Regions from separate parts of the Mus musculus genome. Here region 2 is linked to region 1. The links are chromatin loops, found by intact Hi-C in ENCODE. Cell type or tissue: left cerebral cortex. All regions are shown on one strand. Each heading gives the region's core, and the rest is flanking DNA. Links, peaks and the distances in the headings are about the cores only. Region 1 holds the start of Actn1 (actinin, alpha 1). Region 2 overlaps Actn1 (actinin, alpha 1).

What was found. Peaks named below come from ENCODE experiments on the same cell type or tissue, not always from the same donor. Only the 100,000 strongest peaks of a DNase experiment are listed, where the experiment ranks them.
Region 2: it touches region 1 in a loop (2.6-fold over the local background); 1 of 42 quality-filtered maps calls a loop at or near these places.

The regions. Positions count from the first base shown.
Region 1 is chr12:80,256,598-80,261,964 of GRCm38, reverse strand. Actn1 (actinin, alpha 1) reads left to right here and starts at 1,602. Exons shown (of 21, transcript NM_134156.3): 1 at 1,602-1,978. The coding sequence starts at 1,874. In left cerebral cortex, for the core only: CTCF peaks have their summits at 1,344 and 2,400; DNase peaks (open chromatin) are centred at 2,110, 2,329, 3,168, 4,209 and 1 more place; H3K4me3 peaks cover 3,810 bases; H3K27ac peaks cover 2,329 bases.
Region 2 is chr12:80,165,733-80,171,099 of GRCm38, reverse strand. It overlaps Actn1 (actinin, alpha 1), which reads left to right. Exons shown (of 21, transcript NM_134156.3): 19 at 334-414; 20 at 2,084-2,242; 21 at 2,620-3,558. The coding sequence ends at 2,778. Among named protein-coding and RNA genes, the nearest start is that of 2310015A10Rik, 36 kb to the right of the region's middle. In left cerebral cortex, for the core only: CTCF peaks have their summits at 2,663 and 2,910; DNase peaks (open chromatin) are centred at 2,250, 2,626, 2,816 and 4,216; H3K4me3 peaks cover 1,080 bases; H3K27ac peaks cover 1,109 bases.

The DNA of each region.
Region 1 (5,367 bases), core at 368-5,367:
GGCTGCATGCACATCTGTGTGATAGTATTAGAAGCCCTGGAACTGGAGTTACAGATAGGACTGAGCTGCCATGTGGGTGCTGGGAATTGAACCCGGGTCCTTTCCTCTGAAAGAGCAGTCAGTGCTCTTAAACGCTGATCCATCTCTCCAGTTCCCGAGTCACATGGCTTTTCTATTTGGGAATGATTTAAAGTGTACAGTGGCTGTAAGTAGGTTACATATCAATCAATTTTGTGCTGTTCTATACATGTGAGGCATAAGCTCTTGCAGATTCTGGTATCTGCAGTGGTTCTGAAATGAGTCCCGAGTATTAAGGGATGCCTGTATAAATTAAGCCCTACTGGTACAAGAGGGATGTATCTGTTGTCCACACCAGAATGCAAAACCAACTGCAGGTTTCCTTGTTACTGATTTTCATACTCAGAGTCCCTCAAAAGACCACTAGGAATCCGGGCGGCTTCTTCCCAGAATGCAACAGTGCTGGACCAACACATTTCCACCCTCCTTTACTGAGCCCAGGGAGTACCGCTAGCACCAAGCAGTTTAGTTAGTCTTGCGCTGTTTCTTCCTCCTCCAAGGATAATAAGGTTTTGTCAGGCACAAGGTTACACACAAAATGGGCCTGTAGAGTCCATGCTGGTTAAGTCTCTTGTCTAGCTCTGCTCTTTGAGTCTCAGTTTCTCCATCTATTAGGTGTATGCATCTGCTAGGTTTATGATACAGGTAGACCATTTTAGGGCTCTTCCTAGTTTCAGCAAAGTGTAGGTAGGGAAGCTGTAAAAGTGGGGAAGGAGGAAACTAGTCTCCAGAAGGTAGCTTCAGCTGTGTTAGTCCACCGGGGAATACCTGCCAAGGAACCTGGGAAGCCGGACAGCCAAGCTGCCACACAAGAAGTCCGCAGCGGGCCAGTGCACGGAACCCTAGAGAAGTACCCAAGGATCCTTGGCGAGGCGGGAAACTCAGTGGGCTGAGAAATGCCAGCTAGCCACAAATCTGGCTCTAGAAGGACAGGGATCAGCCTGGTCCCGAGGGGCGGGGCGGGAGCAGTGGTGGAATCAGGAAATTCCTTTCTACTGTGGGCCCTCCCAACCCCTTTCCAGGGTGCCGACTTGTCCCAACCTAGTTTCCCCGAGAAAGAGAAAACGAAATATGCCTTGGGTTTCCCCGCGCCCTGCTGGGGTTTGTAGCTTGCGTGGGACCGCAGGAACACCGGTGCGCCGGAGTTCTGGGCCTTCCCGCCGGCAGGGAACGGGACCAATCCTCAGCGACTCCTCGGGCTCCGGAGCACAGTGCCATTTGGTCCCCGAGCTCTGGGAGGCGTCCCCAGGCTCCACTCCGGTTCAGCTTAAGGTGGTGTCACATGAGCTGCGGGGGAGTGGGAACCCAGGGAGTGGGCGGTGGCGTGCGCGCCCGGAGGGGGCCGCCCAGTCCACCTATATGCACAGAGACCCGCCTGACGGATGCCAGGAATTCCCAATGAGAGGCGCTGGGGGGAAGTTTGGGCAACTCGGCCTGGCCAATGGAGAACCTCGGGAGGGCTCTGCCCCTTCTCCCCGCCCCCGCCCGCCTCTGCTCCCGCAGCGCGAGTGTTCACTGAGAGCAGTGTGCGTGGAGATTAGGTCCGAGCGCGCGCCCCAGGAAGGCAGTCCGCGAGCTCCAGCCGCCGCCGGCAGCAGCAGCCTCTGCGAACAGAGCCGCGGCGGAAGCGGGCGCAGGGGAGCGAGCCCGGCCCCGCCAGCCCAGCCCAGCCCAGCCCGGCCCAGCCCAGCCCAGCCCAGCCCTGCCGACACCCTCCCCACACCCGGGCAGCAGCCGCCGTCGCCTGGAGAGAAGGTGGAGGAAGAAATCCAGCTCCTAGCACGCACGCACCATCATGGACCATTATGATTCCCAGCAGACCAACGACTACATGCAGCCTGAAGAGGACTGGGATCGGGACCTGCTCCTGGATCCGGCCTGGGAGAAGCAGCAGAGGAAGGTTAGCAGCCACCCCCACCCGCTACAGCCCTGAGCCCTGATCCGCTCTGGCCGCTGCACTCCTGGGCTCCGGGTTGGAAACCAATTCCCGGCGCGCAAGAGCGGAGGCGGGGACATCGCGGCCACTGCGAGGTGGGGTATTGAGTTACAGGCACCGGGCGGGAGAGCGGAGCACCCCTGCCCTGGAGCCCGCGAACAGTTCGCCGCGGCGCGGGGAGGTGGCGCCGCCGGAGGGCAAATCGCCTCAGAGCGGGTGGTCCGGGCCACCCCGGTGCAGCCGAAACTGTCTCCCCGTGGGCAAGGCGCGGGGGCGATGCTCCAGAGGCTGGGGCTGAGACTTAGGCTCCATGGCTGCTTACTCGGGATCGATTTTCTCCTTCCTTCTTTTTCCTGGCGCCTCCATATGGCGTGCGGTGGCAGCACGCTTCCTGGGCCGCCCCTGGGGCTCTGTACCATAGGGGCAAGCTGCCCCGACTACTGCGCCCCGAGCTGGGTCTGCAGACAGTGGGCAGAGCCGGTGTCGGAGGGTTTGGCGACCTCCTCGGGATCTACCTGGAAGTGGACGTTCCGGAGTGCGGCTGGAGCTGAGAATCGGGGGTCGTTCGCGGGCTCCTCAGGGCCTTGTGGGGGCGGGGTCAGGACGGTGAACGGTTTTATTGCTAACTCAGTGAACTGGTGGCTGCAAACCCTCACATCTGTGTTCTGCCCGGTTCTTTTGCTGGCGAAACGCGAGTTTGAGTAGCTTGGCTCTAGTTGGGCTCCTGGTGGAGAGACAGTCTCAGGAGATATTTGGGGTTGTTCTCCGAGGATCCACGGCCCTGTATCCTAGTCGCCATCAGCAAGGTTCGGGATATGCTGCCCCGTCTGAGCTGAGAAATTGGCGATGGGTCCGGAGCGTAATGGCTATAGGCAGGAAGAGGTCAGAAACCTCTCTTGCTTGGGGAGGGGGAGACATTAACCCTGTCACGGCTTCCTGCCTGAGCAGAGAGCGCGTTCCTTAGGCGGCCACGTACCCTGACCCCCCAACACCCAACTCCCGTTCAGTCCCCCCCCCCCCACTTCGTGATCTGGGAATGGGGGGGGGGGTGTACAGGATGGCGCGTCCCTCTGGATAGTGCGGTTAGGGCTGGGCTTGAGGGAGAATGCTCATGTCCAAAAATGGTAACATTCATTCCCTTTTTTAAACTTAAAAGGGGGGGAGTTTAGTGAGCCGGCTGAAGGTTTTTTTTTTCCCCCAGCTAAAGGCATCCTGTATTAGCTCACTCAGGAATCCTAAGCCCTGAAACGGTGCCCTTTTGCTCACTTCATCAGACCAGCAGAGGTAATTTAAAACACACCACAATGGGCTTCCTTAAACAGGCAACCTGGGGCCCTGCCCCTGTCTCTTACTGCAACAGCAACTTAAGAGCGTCTCTTGGCTTTGAACTGACTTCTTTGTAATGTATTAGTAGCTTACAGACACCGCCCTCTTCCTGTCAGCCCCCCCCCCCCTTTTCTGGAAGGACTGAGGGCTGAGGGTCTTTCCCCCTTCTTCACTCTCGAATTTATTTCCTGGGACTGTTGATGGAAGAGAAAACTGAGTGAGAAGTTTGGAGATTTCCAGGGAGGACGAGAGATGCCCTCCTTCCCCTGCTTCTTTCTGTCAAAAAAAAAAAAGTTTCTTAAAGTGACTTTTTTTTTTTTAAAGTGTGCATTGATGTTTTGCCAGCATGTATGTCCCTGTGAGGGTGTCAGATCTTCTGGAACTGGAGTTACAGGCAGTTATGAGTTGCTACGTGGGTACTGAGAATTGAACCTGGGTCCCTGGAAAGCGCAGCTGATGCTCTTAACGGATGAGCCATTTCTCCAGAGTTTTAAAAAAAAATCTTTCTTAAGAAGGGGTTAGGATTAGAATGGTGGAAATCTTAGGCTCTTCTATGGAGAATAGAAGTCCCTTCCAGGAGTCCACCTTTGTGCTGGAAGAGACAGGAGTGATGGAGTTGTTGAAGATACTGAGCCTTGGGCCGATATGCTCACTCAGTATTAAAGAATGAATGGCTGGACAAACATATTCAATAGAGTTGGAGAGAAAATGATAGCCTCCCAGAACACAAACTTGGTAGGAACAGACGCCGGGGGAATTTGGTCATCATCTCCGGGCATATGTAATATATGTAGGCTGATGTTGGCTAATGTGGGCAGCATGGTACCCATTTTATCTTGGAGATCCCAGCAGCCCTGTGAGCTAGACACATGTGAGGATGAGTAGGCCGGTTAAGAGAGAAGTAGCCTGGGCCGAGGGCGGGTGTACAGCGCACTGGAAGCAGCTGGAGGAAGGATAGAGAACTAAGTCTGGCATCCCAAGCCAGTAGGTTTTGGGATAATCAGGGAATCTACATTAGCTTAGGTTAATAGTGGCAGCCTGGCAGAAGGCCCTCTGTTTTTGACTGGAAAACCTGGTTCAAGATTGTGGCCATTGGCCGTTCATTCTCAGTTGCCTTCTGTGAGCATACGTTTCCTCACCTGAGTAGTGCTTAGCAGAATGATAGGACATTTCTTAAGGTGTAAAGCCAGCACCACGTAGGGTTTGCTGTTCTTCCTACCGAGTAGGGTGGGTGTTATATGGGACCACCGCCTATGAGTGAACAGGGCCAGAGGAGGCAGAGGAGAATTGAGGTGACACGGTGCGGTGGGAGCCATGAGAGGCAGAGGACAGCCTGATTTTAGCCCCGGTGCAGCATAGCTGTTTGCGAGACTGTGGGCAAGTCACTTCCTTCTCTCTCCTCTCTCTGTGTGTGGTGTATGTGTGGGTATGCCTATGTGGTGGCTAGAGATTGATGTTTGGTGTCTTCCTGAGTCACTCTCTACATTATTTATTGAGATAGAGTCATTCTATGCCCTGCCCTGGCTGGTCTGGAACTCTGCAACATAGAACAGGCTGGCTTTGAACTCAGAGACACCGTGTGCCTCTGCCTCCAACCTGGCCAACTCTCCATTTTGTTTTTGAAAACTGGGTGTGTGTGGGATGTGTGGGGTGTGTGTGGGGGGTGGGGAGGTCTATCTCATGGAATCTGAAGCTCTTGACTCAGTCTGACTGGCTAACAAACTCCAGGGATTTACCTGTCTCTCTGCCCCGCCTAGTGCCAAGCTTACAGGCCTGTGCCTCTGTACCCAACTTATGTGGGTGCTAGAGATTGAATTTAGATACTTAATACCTGTGCAGAAAGCCCCTTTGTGACTGGGCCATCTCTCCAGCTCTGAGCTTTTCCTAGCTAGAGTTTGGCAAATGCACTGTGAATACTGACTGTGAGCCAGGCTGAGTTCTAGGTGTTAGAAGTGGGACGTTGAGTGAGACAGAGCAGATCTCTCTGTTGTTTCCTTACCTGTGAACCTAATGCGTTTCTGCCCCGC
Region 2 (5,367 bases), core at 1-5,000, 90 kb after region 1:
GACATCAGGTCACCTGGGGCACTTCTGGGAGCTTCTCACCCTTGTGGCTCATCATGTTCCCCCTCTGGCCCTGCTTTCCCGAGCAGGACTGTGTTCCAGGGACAGGGCCCCCTTCTGGAGCCTTGTCTGTGTGTCTAACTGTGTGCATTTTTATTTCCCGTTTCCCCCACCCTTCCCCTCCACCCTCTCCATCCATCCGCATGCCTTTGTCCCCGTGTCTCCCCACACACACCACCTTCCACCCCGGGGCATGGCCCACCCTCCCCCACCCCCCTCACGGCCTCCTCTTCCCTGGCACCGCATGGCTCGCTGCCTGGCGCACCACGGCCCCAGGATCACTCCGGCACGTTGGGTCCCGAAGAGTTCAAAGCCTGCCTCATCAGCTTGGGTTATGATATTGGCAACGACCCCCAGGTACTCGCCTCCTGCATGGAGCACGCTCAAGGGTGGCCTCCGGGGCGAGAAATAACGCATTTCTCCTTTTTTTCTTCTCTCTCTGTCTGACTCTCCCTGTCCCCCTTCCTGTGGGCCACGGGGCTCATCCTCTTCTGCTCTCCCTGCCTGCCCACTGTCCGGTTCCTCTGACTTCTGACCTCTGCCTTCGGCTATCTTTCCTGGGAACCTGCTTGGGTGTCCGCCTCCTCTCCCTCGCCACATCTCATCTGTGGACTGGACTTCTGCATTTCTTTGCTCTGACCTCCTTCAACATGTTCCTCCTACATTCTTCGGCTACTCCTATTCTTCGTACCATAAACTGGGTCATTCCTTTCCACTGTCTTCCTGGCCTCTGGCTGGCCCCTCCTCCTCCCACCTGTCTGTCCCTCCTGTGTCTTGGCGCCACTGCCCTACAGAAGAAGACGGGCATGATGGACACAGACGATTTCCGCGCCTGCCTTATCTCCATGGGTTACAACATGGTAACGTAAACCCCCTCCTCCGCCTGCCAGGCTTTCTAAAGTTGCCTTGGCCGGGAGGCAGCCACCTGACTGGAGAAGCTAAGTCTTAGTAATGGTGGACAAAGGCTCTTAGGTTAGAACTGCCCTCCTCGGGGGAGTCCCTTATGGCCATCCTTGGGGAAGATGGCACCTGAAAACCAGACCACCCATGGGGCCAGGGTGTGGCTGGGAGGCTTAGCCTCCTCATCATGGTCTCTGAACCAGTTTATCTTATGGTACTTTCTGTGGAGAAAGGGCTTTTTCACTCCCACAGTGAACACCAGCTGTGGACGGCCAACCCCAAGGTTTATAGAATGATAATTCTACTTTGTCTTACATGACAATGGTGGTTTATACTTCTGCCCTGGTAGTAGCTCCATCCAGACCTGCCACCACTCGGTCTTGACCCAGGCCTCTCGCTAACCTTGTTTTGTCCCCTCTGCATCCAGCTGAGCTGGATAGGACCTTAGCTGGATAGACAGGTGTCCACTGAACCAAGTACAGAGCCCATGGGATGCCCAGCAGGGTTAAAGGCTAGACTAGAAGTATACTCCGTAAATTCCACATTGCTATCAAAGCTTGTGGTCTCAGATGTAGTGAGGAAACCTCACAACGTGGTTGTAAGAGTTAAATAAAGTGATCACAAGGACTGCGTACTTGTCTGGCACACTTGTCATGTTAAGGAAACAGCATATGTTGGAGCTAGACTGCCTGCGTCCTAATCCTAGCTCCCTACCTCCTAGCCATGTGACCTTGGGTAAGTCACTTACCCTGTCTGGGCCTCAGATTTCCCATACAATGGGAATACTATGATTTTATTCAGTTGTGATGATAAGATGAATTTAGAATATTAGCTGGCCTATATAATACATGCTGTATGAGTGTTAGTTAGCCATTGTTGAAGTTATCGTCATTATAATTAATACTACCCATCATTTTCTGTAAGTGAAACCCAGAGCTCTGCAGGGGGTGGGAAGTCCTGAGACTCACAACGTTTGGGTCACTTTCTCACCCTGGGGCAACCCAAGCCAGATCAGATGTCTGTTGTGCCTCCTGTTCCAACCATAGGCAACTTGGAGCTGGAGGTACACTTGAGATGCCCCAGTAGGCCGTTAGGGTGACAGGTGTGGGTTGGTTGTCTCCTCCAGGGAGAGGCAGAGTTTGCCCGAATCATGAGCATTGTAGACCCCAACCGCTTGGGGGTAGTGACGTTCCAGGCCTTCATCGACTTTATGTCCCGAGAGACGGCAGATACTGATACTGCAGATCAGGTCATGGCTTCCTTCAAGATCCTGGCTGGAGATAAGGTAGGATGTGCTGACGCTGAGACAGTGGGTGGTTACTGTAAATCGGTAGGATGAATGAAAAAGTCCGAGTGAAATAGGTTTGGAAGGAAGTTGAAGTAGATACTAAAATGGAAAACGTGACGTGTTTAAAATACCATATACAAGTGATATATTACTTGTAAATATATAATATGCACTTAAATATATATATGTACATACACACGGATGTCTCTGTTATATGTATGCACGCACGTATTCTACAGATCAAGTAGAGCGAGGAAATTAGAACACGGGTACTTAACATTCCCGGCAAGTTTACGACCTAATAGTTGCGGCAACGCCGCGTTGCTTTCCGGCCGCTGCCGAGGTTTCCGACCCTGACCATGCTTTCTCCGCAGAATTACATCACAGAGGATGAGCTGCGCCGTGAGCTGCCCCCTGACCAAGCCGAGTACTGCATCGCAAGAATGGCCCCCTACGCGGGCCCCGACTCCGTGCCCGGTGCTTTAGACTACATGTCCTTCTCCACGGCACTGTATGGCGAGAGCGACCTCTAACCCGCCCCTGCCTCCCTCCACCACCCCCCCACCCCCGGCCTTCTGCGCGTGCGCCCCACCCTGCTCCTCCTCCTCCTCCGCCCAGTCTGGCTGGCTGGGTTCATTATTTTCAGCTCAGCCACCAAGGGGGCAGAGCTCCGACCCAGGCGGCATCAAGCCTCCCTGCCCACAAAGTGACAGTTTACAAAATTATTTTCTGCAAAAAAGGATAAAAAAAAAGTTACGTTAAAAAAAAATTTTAAAAAGAAAAAAAAAAACAAACAAAAAACTACATATTTTATTATAAAAAAAAAAGTATTTTTTTCTCCACCAGTCTTAAATGGAAAAGAGGAAAAATTAACTATTTGCACCGAAATGTTTTTGTTGTGACATAGGAAAATAACCAAGCACAAAGTTATATTCCATTCTTTTTACTGAAGTTTTTTCCTCCTACCTGTTCTGTCTGCTGTATTCATTTCTCTAATTTCATGCCCACTTGGGGGTGGGGTAGGTGGGTACTCTCATCAGAGGCACATTGGTGCATGTGTGTTTGCTAGCTCACTTGTCCATGAGAATATTTTATGATATTAAAGAAAACCTTTTGAAATGGCTGCTTTTCAAAGAAGATAATTCATGGCTTCTCATTTTTCAGTCTCTTCAAAAGTGTGGCTGGCCTGTTTTATGACTGCAGAGTTGTTATGTTTTTTAATTTTGAATATTGCCTATTAAAGATAGGACAAACTTGGAGATTATGATGTTGCTTGGCACAGACTGTATTAAAACAACACTCCCGTGACATTACTTTGCTTGTTCCTTTGGCTGACTTCCAGAAGTGGGGGTGGGTTGTGTCAAGAATGGTGTGGGGTACCTGTCCTCACCCACCTCTAGATTTCTGAGCCTGGTTTGGTACATTCTCACTTCTTTAAGAGGAGAAGATGGCCTCCTCTATGTACAGGGGAAAGCTAACAAGCGCATGAAAGAGCCCCTGACGAAAACCCCCAGCTTTCTTGGTTCTCTGTGGCTGTCTGTGACTTCTCTGTGACCCCGACCATTTTGTTTTTGCTGCAGGGGACAGCTTGGATTGTGTCAGGGTTGTAGTCCTCTTTCCTACTCTAAGTGTTCCATAGAGTACTGGGGCTTGGTGGCAGGGTGTACAACCAGCCTATGCCAGGCCCTGAATTCAATCCCTTGAGACCCCAAAATGTGCCACAGATAGTAGCTGTTGGTCATTGCAGGGACTCAATGACAATGCAGATTGCCAGCATTCCCCCCATATCCAAACATATATGATGATAAGCTCCAATTTATCATTTGTTGTCTAAGAATATATGGTGGTGGTGGGAGCCTGTTGTTAGAATTTCCAAGACTACAGAGCAGAGCAAGAGCGATCATGGTTAAAATAACTTTGCAAGTAGAGATATGTCGAGTTGGGGAGTTCTGCCTGGGGGCGGTTTTAAAATCCCTGGCTGTGCCTCCTGAAAATGGTGGGCTGGCTCTTTGCCAGGTTCCCATTCATTAAGTGGTGCTGTTATAAAGTGATGGTAAATGGGTATGGAGCATGAGTGTTGGCTGTGGCCAATCTAAAGATTCTGTTCAGAAGGGAGAATCACTTGAAAGTAGGTCAATGGGTAGGCCCCTACCGCCAAGCCTGAAGGCCCAAGTTTGATCCCTGAGACCCACATGGTAAAGAGAACCAGCTCTCAAAAGTGGTCATCTGACACGTGGATGTGCACACACATGCTCGCACACACTAAAGAAATACATTTAAGATTTTTTTCTTTAAATAGGATAATCCTTAGTATTAACTGCATTTAGGGGGACTAAAGCCATCTGAACTTTCTGGGCTAAGCTAGAGAAGTCTATGGTGAAACCTTGTAGGGATTGGTTCAGGGGACATTCTTGAGCTCTCAGTCTGGTCTGGCCTCTGGGCCACTGAGGATATCCTAGGTGAGGGATTGGCTCTTACCTTGGGAAACTTATGCATTTACCCTTAAAAAAGTAGGAATCGTGGAAGATAATCTATGTCTGTGGAGAAAGCACTAGTAGTAGGGTGGTCCTGGTTTCAAAACCTTGAGAGGGCAGAGATATTTGTTTTTAGCTATTTTTATGCAAATTATCTTAAGATAAATGTAGGCTTTGGGGGAAGAAAGTCTTTTAACTGAAAGTTTTTCAGACCCAGGATACAAGCATTCTGATGCTCCAGTTTCTAAAGGTGTGGGTAGTCTATGTCCTTAGCAGGGCTTTAAAAAAATTTTTTTTTAAGCATTTGTTTACTGGAGGACAGGGGTCGTGTGTATACCGCAGCAAATCAGGAGGTCACAGGATAACTTGGAGTTGGCTCTTTCCTCCAGCACGTGGGTTCCAGGGATCAAACTCAGATTAACAGGCTTGGTGGCAAGAGCCTTTACTTGGTGGCTGGTCCTTCATCAGTGTTTATTTTTAACGATCACGTAAGTCATTTGAACAAAAGTGTGCCTGCCCACCAAGTTATCCCGTAAATTAGTTTTTAGTCTGTTGAGGATAAAGAATTTTAACCTGGGTTCTCCTTCAGTGCTGAGCATGGATCCCAGGGCCTTGTGTGAATCAGACAAGCTCTACCACCCAGTTAGC